2 separate regions of the Homo sapiens genome follow, and region 1 is linked to region 2. A link is a loop called in an ENCODE intact Hi-C map of the cell type or tissue named here. Cell type or tissue: Calu3. All regions are shown on one strand.

Region 1 (8,000 bases), 190 kb after region 2:
TCCTCTGGGATCCCCCTCACATATATGTAGTTTAGCAGTTAGCCAAAGATTTAAGCACATTTTATGCACAGATTTTGGACCTTGCTTGCAAATCTCTCCTGTTGCAGTGTATCTTTTAAGAGTAGCCCCTCTTCCAGTTTCTGCCTTTTGGTTGCTTTCCGCTGCTTTCAAATGGTGTTTTTTTTATGTTTTGTCAAGATTCTATAATTTTTAGCTTCAGGAGGGTTAGTCTAACTTAGACTTTGCTATTACCAGAAGTCTTGGTTCTTTTTTATAGTTTCCATTTCTTTGATAAGATTCCTAATCTGTTCATTCATTGTGGCCCTGTTTTCCTCTTTGTACTTGAGCATATTTGTAATAGCTGCTTTAAATTCCTTTTAAAGTCTTCTAATTCTAATATCTGGATTTTCTGTGGGTGTTTTTTCTGCTGACTGATATTTTTCTTGACTGTGGGTCACATTTTCTTATTTCTTCTCATGTCTATAGATTTTTCATTTTCTATTGTATTTTGTTGAAACATTGTAGAAACTCTGGATTTTGTTGTTTACCTCTAGAGATATTGACTTTGTTCTAGAAAGCAGTTCAGATTCTGTTTTTCCTGTAGTAGGCAGCAGCTGAAACAGCTCACTTCTTTCATCCTTAAGTTACTGTTTCTCTATGAACCTCACCATCTCCCCTGTGCATGCCCAGTTCAGAGATCAGCTAAGGATTAGGGTAAGATTTAACCACAGATTTTGGAGCTTTCCTTTCTTTGGCTCCCTCCTTCCTTCACAGTAAAACTGTAGCTTTAAAAAATTTATGTATGTATATATGTATTTATTTCACTAGCTTTAGGGATACAAGTGGTTTTTGGCAACATGGATGAATTGTATAGTGGTGAAGTCTAGGATATTAGGGTACGCATCACTTGAGTAGTGTACACTGAACACCAATAGGTGGTTTTTCATTCATCACCCCATTCTGACCCTCTCCCCTTCTGAGTCTTCAGTTTCCATTATATGACTGTATTTGCCTTTGCATACCCATAGCTTAGCTTCCATTTATAAGTGAGAACATGGGGCATTTGGTTTTCCATTCCTGAGTTACTTCACTTAGAATAATGTCCTGCAGTTCCATCTAAGTTACTGCAAAAGACATTATTTTGTTCTTTTTTATGGCTGAGTAGTATTCCATGGTATATATATATATACCACATTAAAATATATATATATATATATATATTTTTTTTTTTTTTTTCCTTTTTTTGAGATAGCATCTTGCTCTGTTGCCCAGGCTGGAGTGCAGTGGTGCAACCTTGGGTTACTGCAGCCTCAACCTCCTCGGCTCAAGTGATCCTCCCACCTCAGTCTCCCAGGTAGCTGGGACTACAGGCGTGTACCACTACACCCAGCTAATTTTGTTTAGTTTTTGTAGAGACAGGTCTCACTACCCAGACTACCACATTTTCTTTGTCTTCTCATCGGTTGATGGGCACTTAGATTGATTCCATATCTTTGCAATTGTGAATTGTGTTACAATAAACATATGCATACAGGTGTCTTTTTGATACAGTGATTTCCTTCCCTTTGGGTAGATACCCAGTAGTGGGATTGCTGGATCGAATGGTAGACCTACTTTTAGTTCTTTGAGAATTCTCCGTAATGTTTTCCATAGAAGTTGTACTAATTTATATCCCCACCAGCAGTATATAAGCATTCCCTTTTCACCACATTCATGCCAACATCTATGTTTTTTGACTTTTTAATAATGGCCATTCTGGCTAGGGTAACGTGGTATGTCAATGTGGTTTTAGCTTGCATTTGTCTGATAATTAGTGATGTTGAATTTTTTTTATATGCTTCTTGGCCATTTGTATATCTTCTTTTGAGAAATGTCCTATTCATATCATTGGCCCACTTTTCAGTGGGATTATTTGTTTTTTTCTTTGATTTGTTTGAGTTCCTTGTAGATTCTGGATATTAGTTCTTTGTTGGATGCATGGTTCGCAAATATTTTCTCCCATTCTGTGAGTTGTCTCTTTGATGACTATTTCTTTTGCTGTGCAGAAGCTTTTTAGTTTAATTAGATCGCATTTATTTATATTGGTTTTTGTTAAATTTGCTTTTGGGGTCTTAGTCATAAATTCTTTGCCTACACCAGTGTCCAGAAAGAGTTTTTCCTAGATTTTCTTCTATAATGTTTATGGTTTCAGGTCTTAGATTTAAAATCTTGAGTAGATTTTTGTATAAAGGGAGAGATAAGGATCCAGTTTCGTTCTTCTCCATGTAGCTAGCCAGTTTTCCCAGCACCATTTATTGAATAGAATATCCTTTCTCCAGTGTATGTTTTGTATGCATTGTGAAAGATCAGTTGGTTGTAAGTATTTGGCTTTATTTCTGGGTTCTCTATTCTGTTGCAGTGGTTTGCTTTTATACTATTACCGTGGTGTTTTGGTTACTATAGCCTTGTACTATAATTTGAAGTTGGGTAATGTGATGCCTCCAGATTTGTTCTTTTAGCTTGGTGTTGCTGTGGCTATTCTGACTTTTTTAATTCTATATGAATTTTAGGATTTTTTTTCCTAATTCTGTGAATAATGAATTGATATTTTGATAAGAATTGCATTAAATCTGTAGATTACTTTGGGCAATGTGGTCATTTTTATGATATTGATTCTTCTAATCCATGAACATGGGATGTATTTACATTTGTTTGTGTCATCTGTGATTTCTTTGGGCAGGGTTTTGTAGTTCTGTTTGTAGAGATCTTTTACCTCCTTGGTTAAGTATTTTATTTTTATTTTTTGTAGCTATTGAGTTCTTGATTTGATTCTCATCTTGCTCATTGTTCGTATAAAGCAGTGCTACTAATTTGTATACATTGGTTTTATAACCCAAGACTTTACTGAATTCATTTATCAAATCTAGGAGTCTTTTGGAGGAGTCTTTAGGGTTTTCTAGGTATGAGATCATATCATCAGCAAACACAGATAGTTCCTTTTTTCTGGTTGGGATGCCTTGTTTTCTTTCTCTTGTCTGATTGCTCTGGCTAGGACTTCTACCTGTTGCTTTTGCTTGAGGTCTAGCTACCCTGTATAGCCATGTAGAACGGGAAGTACCCTCAGGCAAAAAGCAGCATAAATGCAAAATTTAATCTTTTTTTTTTTTTTTTTTTTTTTCTTGTAAGGGTCTAGTCTTTAGTTTCTCCAGAATGTGATCATCTTCCAGTGCTTACCATGTCTTGCTGTCACTGGATGACTCACCTCCCCACTGTTTGTGTTTAGTCATTCTATTTAACCTCTTGCAGCATTTCCCCATCCGGAAACATGAGGATAAATAATGCCCATGTCATAGGATTCTTGGGAAGGTAAAATGAGCCAATGCACATACATTTTTGTTTGTTTGTGTATTGGGCACAAGGTGGGGACCTGGCAGATTGTAACTCTTGAGCTTCTGACAAACAGTTACCTGAGTCAAACTGGAGAAATGTTGGGCCTTCTGTTGATCTTATAACTTGACAAAACTCAAAAGAAGGTGTTTTTTATTTTTCCTTCTTAGGTATGTTGGGAATATTTTGAATATTGGCTTTTGGAATATATCTTTAGTGCTACATGTGACTTACATGCTTTGACATTTTAAATGATTCGATTTTTTAAAAAAATTTATAGATAATCTGCAAAATGGCTTCAATGCTGAGTAAGAGTACCGTTGAACGCCTGCTACTCCCCCGATTCTGTGAACTGTGTGGTGACAGGAAGCTCTTTCAAGTTCGGAAGGTAGGAATGTAAGAATTCTAAAACTCTTAAAGTTAAAAAAAGTTCAAAATTGATTTTTCTAAAGGTTTTGGACTTCTTCAGTAGACATAGTCTGGGGGAAAAATGTGTCCAGTGTGAACTATGTAAGGAAAATATCTGAACAGCGTTGCCAGTTTTTACTGCAGTTAAGAAATGCGTAGAGACCTGGAGATAAAGAGTCTGTATGACTAGACCTGTTGCCCTCAGGCACAGGGTGAGAGTTAGGGGACCTTGCTGGTTTATGGTTAGATGCCCAGGCTTGCAAGGTCTTTGATTATCTGTGGTGATTTGATCCAGAACCTTCTTATCTTTGCTATACCTTCCAACCCCAAATTCCCTTTTAGTCACTTGTCACTTGGTTGTCAAATTCTTCCTTTTGAAGTTCGTTACCATCCTTCCCTAAACAGCCTCACCTTGCACCTTGCTGTGTAACTGGCCATCACCCCTCTGGTCTCTGTTCATGATACACAGGCAGAACAGCAGGTCTCCTTTACCATGCAGGGAATGTTAAGGGGCCTCTTTTGCCTTATCGCTAACATGCATTCTGTATCAAGATCAATTAGGAGCCAGAAAATCTTAGAATTTGGCACCTTATTGTAAATCTTCTGTTTTTGATGCAATGGAGGCATCTGGCGTTGTGCTGTATGGGCGATGGGCTTGGGAAAGGCTCGTTAGCTGCCTGACTAGCGGGGTAATTGCTCTCAAAGTTCCTGCTTGTTAGTTTTTACAATTTGTTAAGACAAAAAGAAAGATAAGAATAATGGATATGCCTTTTGCCTTTTTAAGGTTTGTGCTGCAAATTTTGGTGATATTTGTCATGCTGTTGGACAAGAAGCCACTGAGAAATTTTTGGTATGTGACATTTTGGCCAATTGTAATTGTTGATTTGCTTCTTAATGCACTTTCAAAATCACTTAAGTTTTGTATTTATGAATGGCAGCTCAATTTTGCATTTGTTAATTTCAAATTTCATAACTTCTGAAGCTAACATTTTCCTAAGCATTAGGTAGCTGGTCTGTGGAATGGGCTGGAAGCAACCCCCATCTTTTTTCCGGTGGGCTTGGCTGTCTCCTCCTTACAAGTCACTTTTCCCTGCCTTCTTCTCACTGTCCAAGTTGCTCTCTCTCTTCTCTCTCTGCTGCTCTTTCTAGAACACCACTCTACCACCTCACTCCTGGGCCTCAAAACCATTGGGATTTTTTTCTTGGTTTACAGGTTAAAATCTAGAGCCTTCTGGGCCTTCCAGGTCCCTTCGTAGATGCCTTTTCTGCCTCACCTCCAGTCCCCTTTCTCAGTTCTGAACACTACCCTGGCCTCGGTGGGTCTCACCTCTGGCCATATATCTGAAGCCTGGGGGGGCCCAGGCATCTGCATTTTTGATAAAGTCCCACATGATTCTGATGCATAGCAGAGTAGAGATCCACTTCCCTAAGCAGCCAGGTGACTTCAGCATCCTTGAGACTTCTTGCTCTTTCGTACCTCTGGGCCTGTGCTCACTAAGAGCATCTTCCCTGCCTGGTGGGACCCTCCTCACACTTCCAACCCAGCTTGAATTGCCTCTGTGAAGTTCTTTCCTTGTCTAGGCTGACCTACCTGCAGTGCCAGAGAGAATCAGCTTCTCCCTTCTCAGCTTCCTGGTAGCATTTGTTCAGAGGAGCTGAGGAGCTTCTTGAGGGCAGGGACCGTGTTGTGTTCATCCTTGTTTCCCCAGTGTCTACCCCGTCAGTGCCCGGCCCCTAGAGAACCTTGCTCCATAAGCATTTGTCAGTTTTATTTGACAGAATATACTCCTTGTATGGGTGAGATTTTGACCTCAAAAAGTTTAATCTTTAAATTGATTTTTAAATTTAAGTTCAGAAGCTCATTTTATTTTGTTTAAAGTATAAGCCATGTCAGCACAGTTCTAACCCAAGAATAATTTTTAATGGGCTGTTGCTTTGAATATATAGTGAATTTTTTTTTTTTTTTTTTTTTTTTTTTTTTTTTTTTTTTTTTTTTTTTTTTTTGTGAGACAGAGTCTTGCTCTGTCACCCAGGCTAGAGTGCAGTGGTGTGATCTCGGCTCACTGCAACCTCTGCCTCCTGGATTCAAGCTAAGGCTGGATCCTGCCTTAGTCTCCTGAGTAGCTGGGATTACAGGCATGCACCACCGTGCCTGGCTAATTTTTGTATTTTTAGTAGAGACAGGGTTTCACCATGTTGGCCAGGCTGGTCTCAAACTCCTGACCTCATGATCCACCCGCCTCGGCCTCCCAGAGTGCTGGGATTACAGGCGTGAGTCACCACGCCCATCTACAGTGAATGTTATCTTCTACTTAATATATCTGAATGAAGAATGGCAGTGAGTAACATGCTAATCATTTGTAGGTAGATATTGGCATGATTATATCATATTCCCATTTGCGAAGCATTTTAGGCTATTTTACATTAGGATATTAAAAACAAAGCCCTTTTAAAGGATACACTTTAAAAGGGGATGTAATCATGACCTTTATAGAGATATGAAATGAACGTATTTCAAAGATTTTATTTAACTCATTTATTAGTGAGGAAAACCAGTAAGATATTACAGCCAGTTTAATGGAGAACTCAAAGTACTCATTTATAGTCAGAGCAAGGAATATCGAAGTGAACTTACAAATGAATTCAAAACTGGTCAATATCCAGGGTGATAATTGATTACATTTCACTGGACACAATTTGCATTTCTGTTGGCAGGAATTATTTGCATTACTATCAGGTTTTAGCAACCTACCTTCTATCACTTCAGAGTTGTAAAATAGCTAGGCAAAGACAGTGATACCTGGGTGGGTGAGTTAGTTGGGACATCTACTGTTTCAGAGTCTTTCACAATCTTCTCTACAATTTACCTAACAAATATCGGTCATTCTGCCCTTTTTGGGATTTTCTCTATTATCTGTTAAAGGTAACCAAGTCATTTACTAAAATTAGGAGGTAAAAGAAATGTTTATTTCTTCCACTTCTCATAATATCTGTTTGTTTCAAATGATTCCTTTTAGACCAGTATGTATTTTCCTTTTCCTTGTCATTAATTTCTGCATATGCCTTCACTGCTTCATTAAAATAGGTTCCAGCACTTTGGGAGGCCAAGGTGGGCTGGTCACTTGAGGCCAGAAGTTTGAGACTAGCCTGGCCAATGTGGAGAAACTCCATCTCTACTAAACGTACAAAAAAATTAGCCGGATGTGGTGGCACATGCCTGTAATCCCAGCTACTCGGGAGGCTAAGGCACAGGAATCGCTTGAACCTGGGAGGCGGAGGTTTCAGTGAGCCGAGATCGCGCCACTGCACTCCAGCCTGGGCAACAGAGTGAGACTCTGTCTCACAAAAATAAATAAATAAATAAATAAATAAATAAATAAATAAATAAATAAATAAAAAAAACAGGTTCTGCTCTTCCTCAGAGTCTCCGATTGGAGTAGCACTCTTTTGTTTGTTTTGGCAGATCCCAAAGTTCTTTGAGCTCTGCTCTGATGCTGTTTGGGGCATGCGGAAAGCCTGTGCAGAATGCTTCACGGCTGTGTCGCACAGCTCCTCCCCTGGGGTCCGCAGAACCCAGCTCTTCCCGCTCTTCATCAGACTTGTCAGCGACCCCTGCCGATGGGTGAGTGCCAGCAGCCCTGTCCAGACACCAGCCTCTGTTGACCAACTGAACAGCTACGTCTGGCTTCCAGGCTGGGATTCACTTCTGGGCTTGTAACTTTGTATTTTGTCCCTTCAGTTACTGATTGCCATAATCACATTTAGACCTTGTGAGGTCTCAGGGAAACTAAAATCTCAAAAGCTTGGGGTGAGTTAAGAAGGTGAGGTACACCGTACCATTTATAGTGAACGAATATCATGAAAATCATAATTGAGAAAGAAAAAACTATGTAACTGAACTGTTACCTTTTCTGTTGCTATCATAAACATGTCTGTAATGATTAATAAGGCCTGTTCAAATACTTGATATAAAATGTATTATTCATATAAAATTAATATTCTGGAAGAATGAAAACAGTATAATGGGGCTAAATTTTTCCTTACTTTCTGTTGAATAATAGTATTTGGAATTTAGGGAATGATTTAGAAAGCAATAAATCTCCATAGATGTAATGTGGTGGAGAGTAGCTTGTGTGGTGTCCAACTATCTGTTTCAGCCTGGGCTCAGTCCTGGCCACCGCCGCTGGCCGATGCTGCGTTCATTCACTGCACTGTTCTTTCTGGTT
Region 2 (8,000 bases):
ACTAATACTTCAAAGAAAGAGAAAAAGGGCTGTGTATATTGCACTATCAAATTCCTGCCACGGAAAAATCAGCATACTGTAATTGTGCAAGCTCAGGAATTATTAGCCACAAATTACTGTCACCACAAAGATGTGAACATCCCTAGGATTGCCTTAGTGGGGTTAGGAGGCTTGGGAGAGCATTAGACAGAGGGCGAATTACTTTACCAACTTAGCATTTGGAAGCTGGGATGAAGGTGAAACAAACTCAGTGTCTGCAATGTTTCAATCTTGGGAAGTTACATACTCCCCTTATTTCCCCTGCCAAGATTCAGCTATGATCCCCTCTTGAGATTTACAGGGGATGAGAGCCAGTCAGTGGAGGGAGGGCATGGAAGCACGCAGCTTGTCAGGGAAAGAGTAACTGACGATCATTGGCCTGGAATCTAGCTCTACCCATCATTTTCCAGATGAGAAGAGTAGGCCCTGTGAAGCAAGGCCCCAGGCTACCAAGTCAACCTATCACAGAGCTGAGGCCAGAATACTGCTTTCACAGCTTCCAAACTGACCTTCCTGTGACAGGATGTACACTGGGAAGAGGGAAAAAATGACCACTATCCACTTAAAGAAACAGGGTAATGATAGTGGTAAATGATTCAGCAGAAATAAAATCTCAGGTAGTTTTGACACAAATCAACAGCACTCGCGCAGACCAACATAGATACTGTTAACACAACATTTCAGGGTACTTCTGTTTCCCAACTCCAGCTATTAATGGCTAGGATAGTTTCACATGCTGCATGCTTTCACAGTTTTGGTGTTTTTATAAAAATTAAAATGTTTTCGACTAGGTTGAAGGGAAGTCCAAATTAGCATTTCAGATACAGTCTCCTTTCTTCAACTGGTCACAAGTGAGGATCATGAAAGGTAAAGCGCTCACAGTGGACAGCCTAGAGGATGGGGCTCCTTCCTTCTCCCCACAGGCAACACCGGAATGGGATCACTCTCAATGGGGGTTGATATTGCCCTCCAGGACACATGTGGCAATATCTGGAGACATTTTTAGTTGTCACAACTGGGAAGTACTACCAGTATCAAGAGGGCAGAAGCCAGGGATGCTGCTATTAATAAAACACCCTACAGTACACAGGGCAACCTCCACCACCACCAAGGATTTGCCCCAAATATCAACAGTGTTGAGGCTGAGAAATCCTCATCTAAAAGCAGCCTTTGATTGAAGAGGTAGATAGGGTAAAAGGGGTAGGGAGGCTGACAGGGCACTTTGTAAAACAAGAGAACTTGAAAGCTTCCCACACGTCCATCAACCACCATGATAAAGGGCAAATTGTTCCCTCTTTCACTCTCACCCACTGTTTAACAGCAACCTATACCTTTGCCAGGCCACAGAAGCTCTTCAGGATTTATGACATCTCAATGGCCATCGGGCTGCACTTTTCAAGGGGAAACACTGTCAATCAGTTGTCTTTCCGTGAGTTTTTCAAAGGCTGATTTCATAAAGGCCCACTTATTTGCTGACTTCAGCTTATTTTTTTTCTTCAGACATCAGATAAAGGAAAATAATTTGCCAACTTAAATCTTGGTTTTGCAGGAAATGGTATGCAAATAAGTATCAGCTTACAACATTCAATTATTGTTAACTATAAATATACTTACTGGTTTATCATTCTCTGCTGGCAATTCAAACACACATCTAAGTTTTGAATCCATAAGGTCTTCCGGTTTTGCCTCCTTCCACTAAAACAATTTAAATTTAATAATCAAGATATTATAAACCTGCTGGAAGAATAACTTTCTTCCTATAACTGACAATTTCAGAAAAATACTCTTAATGAGAAAGCCCTGATGTATATCAAATAAAGAACTGAAGTCTGCTGAGATTTCAATATTTGTAACATGACAAGATTAAATACACTCACTTTCTCAAAATATTACACTTCATAAACCCTGAAGTCTTGCTGCCTGACTCCTCAAAGTCAACCAATGCTCCCCATGTTGCTACTCTGTGGGACAGGCCCACCACTGAACAAAAAGGAATCCTCTAAACAATGTCTGGATGACCAGGTAACCTTGGCTCTCCTTATGAAAATAAAACTTGTTTTCAGCTGGGCATGGTGGCTTATGCCTGTAATCCCAGCACTTTGGGAGGCTGAGGTGGAGGGACTGGTTGAGCCCAGCAGTTTGAGACCAGTCTGCACAACGTAAGGAGACGTCATCTCTACAAAAAAATTAAAAAATTAGCTAAGCATGGAGGCACATGCCTGTGGTCCCAGCTACTCAGGAGGCTGAGGAGGGAGGATCACTTGGGCCCAGGAGGTGGAGGCTGCAGTGAGCCATGATCATGCCACTGTACTCCAGGCTGGGGGACACTGAGAGACTCTGTCTCAAAAATAATAAATTAAATTAAAATGAGAAAATGAAACTTATTTTAAAGGCATATCTAGAAAGTATAAGCGCATACTATCTGGGACTAGTTTCAGAACCACTCTGCCAACTACCAACGGAACACATTCATTACCAAATCCCTCCTCTGTCACTGTGGCAGTGTGTGGGCTGTGTCTACCCCAAGACCCATCTCCATCCCTCCAGGCTGTAGTGAGAGCACCTTCCTAGCTAAATCCCATGTCCTAAGAGGATACGCTCCTGATTACTTCTCCTTTTGGCAGCAGAAGATGGGAATTCCAGGGTATTCTAGGATTACAGACCAGGATAGCAGCAAGGTTATGATATAGAAAAAGAAGGCACCCCCACCCTCCATGCCCTCAACCCTTCCCAAAACCATGCAAGAGGCAGCTACTGTAACACAGGTACCAAGAACCAAAAGTGGGAAGCAATCTATACATCTGACCCTAGGGGACTGCCACAAAAATTATGGCAGATCCACTAAACGGAACAGCATGCTGCCACTCAAATGATGCTGAAGAGCACTCAGTTAGATGGAGAAAATGTCCAGAATGTTAAGTGAAAAAATCGCAAAGAATACTGAAGTCTGCTCCTCTGCACACACACACCTGTACACGTGTGCCTACCACATAAGTCAAAAAAAATATCAAGCAAGGATCATCACTGAATGCTAAAAGCACCAGGTGAAAGACTGCTGGCGAGCAGGATATTCACATGGTCTCAAAGTATCAGATGACTCAGAGTATCACAGATTACCTATTAACCACAGGGGCAAATGTGCTTTGTGCTATGACAGTGGAGAGAGCTGGCAGTCACCATCTTAACCAAGTGATCAAACAGCATCACCAACAGCGGAACAACCTGGTATGAAATACCAACTATGGAATATTCTTGCCAAAACACATTTAACTTGAATTTAATCATGAGGAAATAATCAAATAAATCCAGAATACAGGACATTCTGTAAGTCAACTGGCCTGGACTCTTAAAAAAAAAAAGAAGTTCAAAGTTTGGGCAGGGTGCAGTGGCTCACACCTGTAATCCCAGCACTTCGAGAGGCAGAGGCAGGAGGATCACTTGAGCCCAGAAGTTCAAGACCAGCCTGGGCAACATAGTGAGACCCCAACTCTATAAAAAAATAAAAAAATAGCCGGCATGGTGGCATGCCTGTAGTTTTAGTTACTCGAACAGCTGAGGTGGAGGTCAAGCCATGACTGCACCACTGCACTTCAGCCTTGGTGACAAAGCAAGACTTTGTCTCAAAAAAAAAAAAAAAAAAAAAAAAAGTTCAAAGTTTGAAAAACAAAAAGGTTTGGGTGTCCTCTACTAAAGGTCACTTTTGGAACAACTAGGAAATAATGAATATGAATTTATCACATAATAATACTGAATTGAAGTTACTTTTTTCAGCTATGATTAATAGTATCATGACTATATAAGAGACTGTCCTTGCTCTGAAGCATTTAGGGGTGAAGTGTCATAAATTTGCATCTCAAGCAAATAAGAAAGTTTGTGACAGAAAGGAAGCAAATGTCACAACATGTTAACAAATGTAAATCTAGGTAAAAGTTATATGAGTGGTCACCATGCTATTTTTTCAACTTTCTGTATATCACAATAAAAAGAAAAACATTTTAAAATAAAGAAAAAGCAGGCTGGGGCAGTGGCTCATGCCTGTAATCCTACCACTTTGGGAGGCTGAGGTGGGCAGATCGCTTGAGTCCAGGAGTTTGAGACCAGCTTGGGCAACATGGAGAAAACCTGTCTCTACAAAAAAATTAGCCAGGCATGGTGGTGCGCTCCTGTGGTCCCAGCTACTTGGGAGGCTGAGGTGGGAGGATCACTTGAGCCCAGGAGGTGGAGGCTGCAGCGAGCTGAGATCACTCCACTGCATTCCAGCCTAGGTGACACAGTAAAATCATGTCTCCAAAAAAAAAAAAAAAAAAAAAAAGGAAGAAAAACACAAAGCTCTCATTTCTCATTAATGATGGTTAGGCCTAGTAGAAAAGAACTATGGGTCACTTTAAATTTTTTTCATTTGTGTATTTCCAAAATTTCCCACAATGTACATTTTATATAAAAAAAATTTAAACTTATATCATCATACAAGGAACTAAAATGACCCTTTACTAGATATGCAGTGACTGGCCTATTACACACTCTGATAAGCAAGTGTCAGACACTGGACCCACCAGGCACTTACACAGGCACACTTCATACTCACCACTGTGTGAGCTGCATTTTTATCCCTATTTTACAAATGATCAAAACCTCAACAGAGTTAATAAAACCTGCTCCCAGCCACAACGTCAGTAAAAGGAAGAACTCAGCTCGAAAACACCCAAGCCCATGCTCTTTTCACTATGCCATGCAGCAGAAGCCAAACAGAACACACCCTTGGATCTTCCATTATTTTCTATCTGCCATGTTTCTTTGATCACACAAATTAACATGAAGTAACACATCATGTTGCAGAAAATCAGAGAAAGTTTTCATAAGAATTGTTCTTATGAAAAGAAGACAGCCTATTATCACTGATCTCTCTAAAAGTCAAAAATATCTGGCCTCCTCCTTCATTTTCTGCCTACAAGTGAAACATCAGCGGAGATGCTTCTCCAGAACTTAAACAAAAGGCTATGTGGTGACATAGGGCATGGGGTGGTCTTGGCCTGAGTTGCCCTTGGTATGAAACTCAGACAGAGGAGAACTGCAGTATGGTGTGATGAACAGCGGACTCAGGTGGGCAGACCTGCCGTGGATGACTCGGGGCTCCCCTTTGGGCGGGCCAAAACTGGAGAGCAATGCAAGTGGTATGAGGCAACCCTGTCCTGCTTTCCTGAACTGTAAGGACAAGCGCATCTGTCCCTGCTGGGGCTGTGGGTTGTATTGTAGATTTCAATTCAACTCCCAGCCCCAGAATGCCAATGGACTTATTCAAATGTATAAAAAGCTCGTTTTGGAGGGAATGTCCATTATACTCTTTTTTTTTTTTCCAAAACCATCACTAACATCACTTATTTCTTTTATAAAAATGAAGTCATCTTAATTTTATCAAAATTAGAGAAAAGTTAAACATAGATTTAAGCAGGGGGGAAAATAAATAAGCATATTTACTAGAACAAAGCCACAAACATGTATGTCTAAATGGGTGAGGACATTCAGCACTGACACTCTCACATGGCTCTTGAGTTTGTGGGGGATGAGAAGACAAGTAAGAAAAAGGCGGGACAATGAAAAGTATCCTTTTCTGTCGGGGCAGAAAGGAGAGGCGAAAGAAGGCAATCCCTAACCATGCAAGACACCATCCACCAGTGCAAGGAGCTGCTGAAGCACACTGAGCTCAGGAAAGTCAGAAAAGAACAGCCTTCTAGAAAGTCACAAAAAATGTTAAAATTATTCCTCAAAGTTTTAGAAAAACCATAAAGGTAGATAAAGTACAAACCTCCTTGAAAAAAAACTATTCCCTTTTAAATAATTTTGACATATTTTGAAATGCATGCACCCACAATTCCATATCTAATTGGTTTTTTAAATTATTGTTACTGAAAAAAATAAGAAGCATTCAGTACTTACTACTGCTTCCATATCTGAAGTGTCAGTTGGAGCAAACATAGACTGAACCATAAACTTGTGTTTACTTTTCTCATTGGGATCATAATCGAAAGGCTGTAACATCACTGAGAAAGAAAATATTTCATTAGGAGGGTCAGAGCTTGGTTGTCAGTGCCATTTATTATGCTAATACTTGTACTTTGGTTGTAAAGCAATTTACCGGCATTCTCTTATGTCTTAGGATGGACGCCCCTGGTGAAGTAAGCAAGGATGACCAACATCTCCATTTTGCAGGTCACCAACCTAAGAGCCACAAAATCACGCATGACAGAGCTGGGAATAAGGCCGAGGACCCAGTCTTCTGATTCCTAGTCCATGGATCTTTCACTACTGCAAGCCTACCGTAAATGTCTGCTACAGGCCTTACAGAATTGGGAAACTGGGTAGCAACACCATCTGCCTGTTTTGCTCAAGAAAACATATCCAAATGATCTCTTCAGGAATTAAATAGAATAATCTAAGATGTTTAAGAACATTTAAGGAACTGTTGTAGCTTCTCTCCAACCCATTTCTCATATAGCTAATCAAGGTAATCCTTGAAATACAATTTTGCCAACATAAAGCTAGAAAATTTTTACAATCAGGACACTCACACAGCAGGGAAAACGGTATCAGCTTATACTCCCCCTTTTTTTTCCCTAAGAACCTAGAGAAATCTCACACAGAGGATCCTGTGGATGAGTCACACCCACTGCATGGAGGGAGGTGCCTTCCTACCCCAAGTGGCTCCCTTCAGCCTACTTCCTAGAGTACAGCTGGGCCTACTCCTATCAAATGATGGCTGCTTTAAAATATGTTACTTTGCTACAAGGCTTTGGCTAACCCACACATCTAGTTAAGTTCCCTGAGACAACTTCACATGCAGGGAAAGCCTACTGTGGCCTTGACCACAACAGTGGGCATGGACTGAGTATCTCCATGTGCCAGAAACTGGGCTCTGTCCCTTAGGTTTACCATCATCTCATTTAATCCTTAAAAAGTAGGTACTATTGTTGGGGGAGAGGGGCTATTCTGGTGTCTACTTTTCACATGAAAAGAATGAACACAGAGAGGTGAATTTGCCCAAGGTTACACCTTGGTGGAGTGCAGACTCAAACCCAGGCAGTTGGTGTGGGGACCTAAGTTCACAGCCACCACAAAGGACTGGTGCCTTGTCCTCTGACAGTACAAGTCTTATGCTTCTCACCAGCAGGGCTTCTACCACCTTTCTGCTGGGCCCTCATCAGCATTCTCTTGCCTTGAAACCCCAACTTAGGACTTCCCAGGTGCTTCCTCTAGAGCCACACAATCAACCACAGCCAGCAGCAGATAGAAAGCAGGATAGCCGTGGTCTACAAATGAAGAATCTGGGATTCCACAAAGTGAAGTGGCTCCCTCAAAGTCACAATGTTAAGAAGTGGCAACACTGGGACAAAGAGCCAAGACTTGACTACAAGTGCAGTCTAGCACCCCTTTCACCACACTAGTCACTCCAATATGAGCTAGATTTATATCTGGCACCCAGGCCCCACGACAAAGCTAATGGAACCATTCACAAAACAGGATAGAAATACCAACCTCCCCCATCCATCTTAGGGATGCAGTAGCACTCTTCACCATGGGAACAGAGAAAGTCCACTGAGACCTAACCATGCATTGGACTTAAATGCACTGGTGTCCCTAGTCACCCAGACAGCTTCACTGCCCACAAGACCCACCTGAAGGCCCTGAGCTACAAGGAAGCCTTGCTGGGAGACTTCTTCAGGACAAAATTCAATAACTGTCAGAGAGTAAACCTTTTATCAACATAACTCTTTCTCTGGCATCACTGAGCTGGCAAGAGCTGACCTTTCCTACAGACAGACCTGGAACATTTACCGACCTGGGCTTGACACTTAACCTCAGGGACAAATGACCAGACTGGCAGGTCAATGCTTTTTCTGAAAGCCAAATTCCCAATGTGTTTTTTTCCTGCCCCTAAGATTGCAATAACGAAAACACACATTTTA

Evidence for each region. Peaks named below come from ENCODE experiments on the same cell type or tissue, not always from the same donor. Only the 100,000 strongest peaks of a DNase experiment are listed, where the experiment ranks them.
Region 1: it touches region 2 in a loop (2.4-fold over the local background); 8 of 110 quality-filtered maps call a loop at or near these places.

The regions. Positions count from the first base shown.
Region 1 is chr20:58,247,511-58,255,510 of GRCh38, reverse strand. It overlaps the pseudogene PPP4R1L. Among named protein-coding and RNA genes, the nearest start is that of ANKRD60, 23 kb to the right of the region's middle. In Calu3, no CTCF peak of the experiment used is centred here; a DNase peak (open chromatin) is centred at 3,270.
Region 2 is chr20:58,432,679-58,440,678 of GRCh38, reverse strand. It overlaps VAPB (VAMP associated protein B and C), which reads right to left. Exons shown (of 6, transcript NM_004738.5): 3 at 5,974-6,077; 4 at 1,654-1,734. Among named protein-coding and RNA genes, the nearest start is that of VAPB, 47 kb to the right of the region's middle. In Calu3, no CTCF peak of the experiment used is centred here; a DNase peak (open chromatin) is centred at 3,178.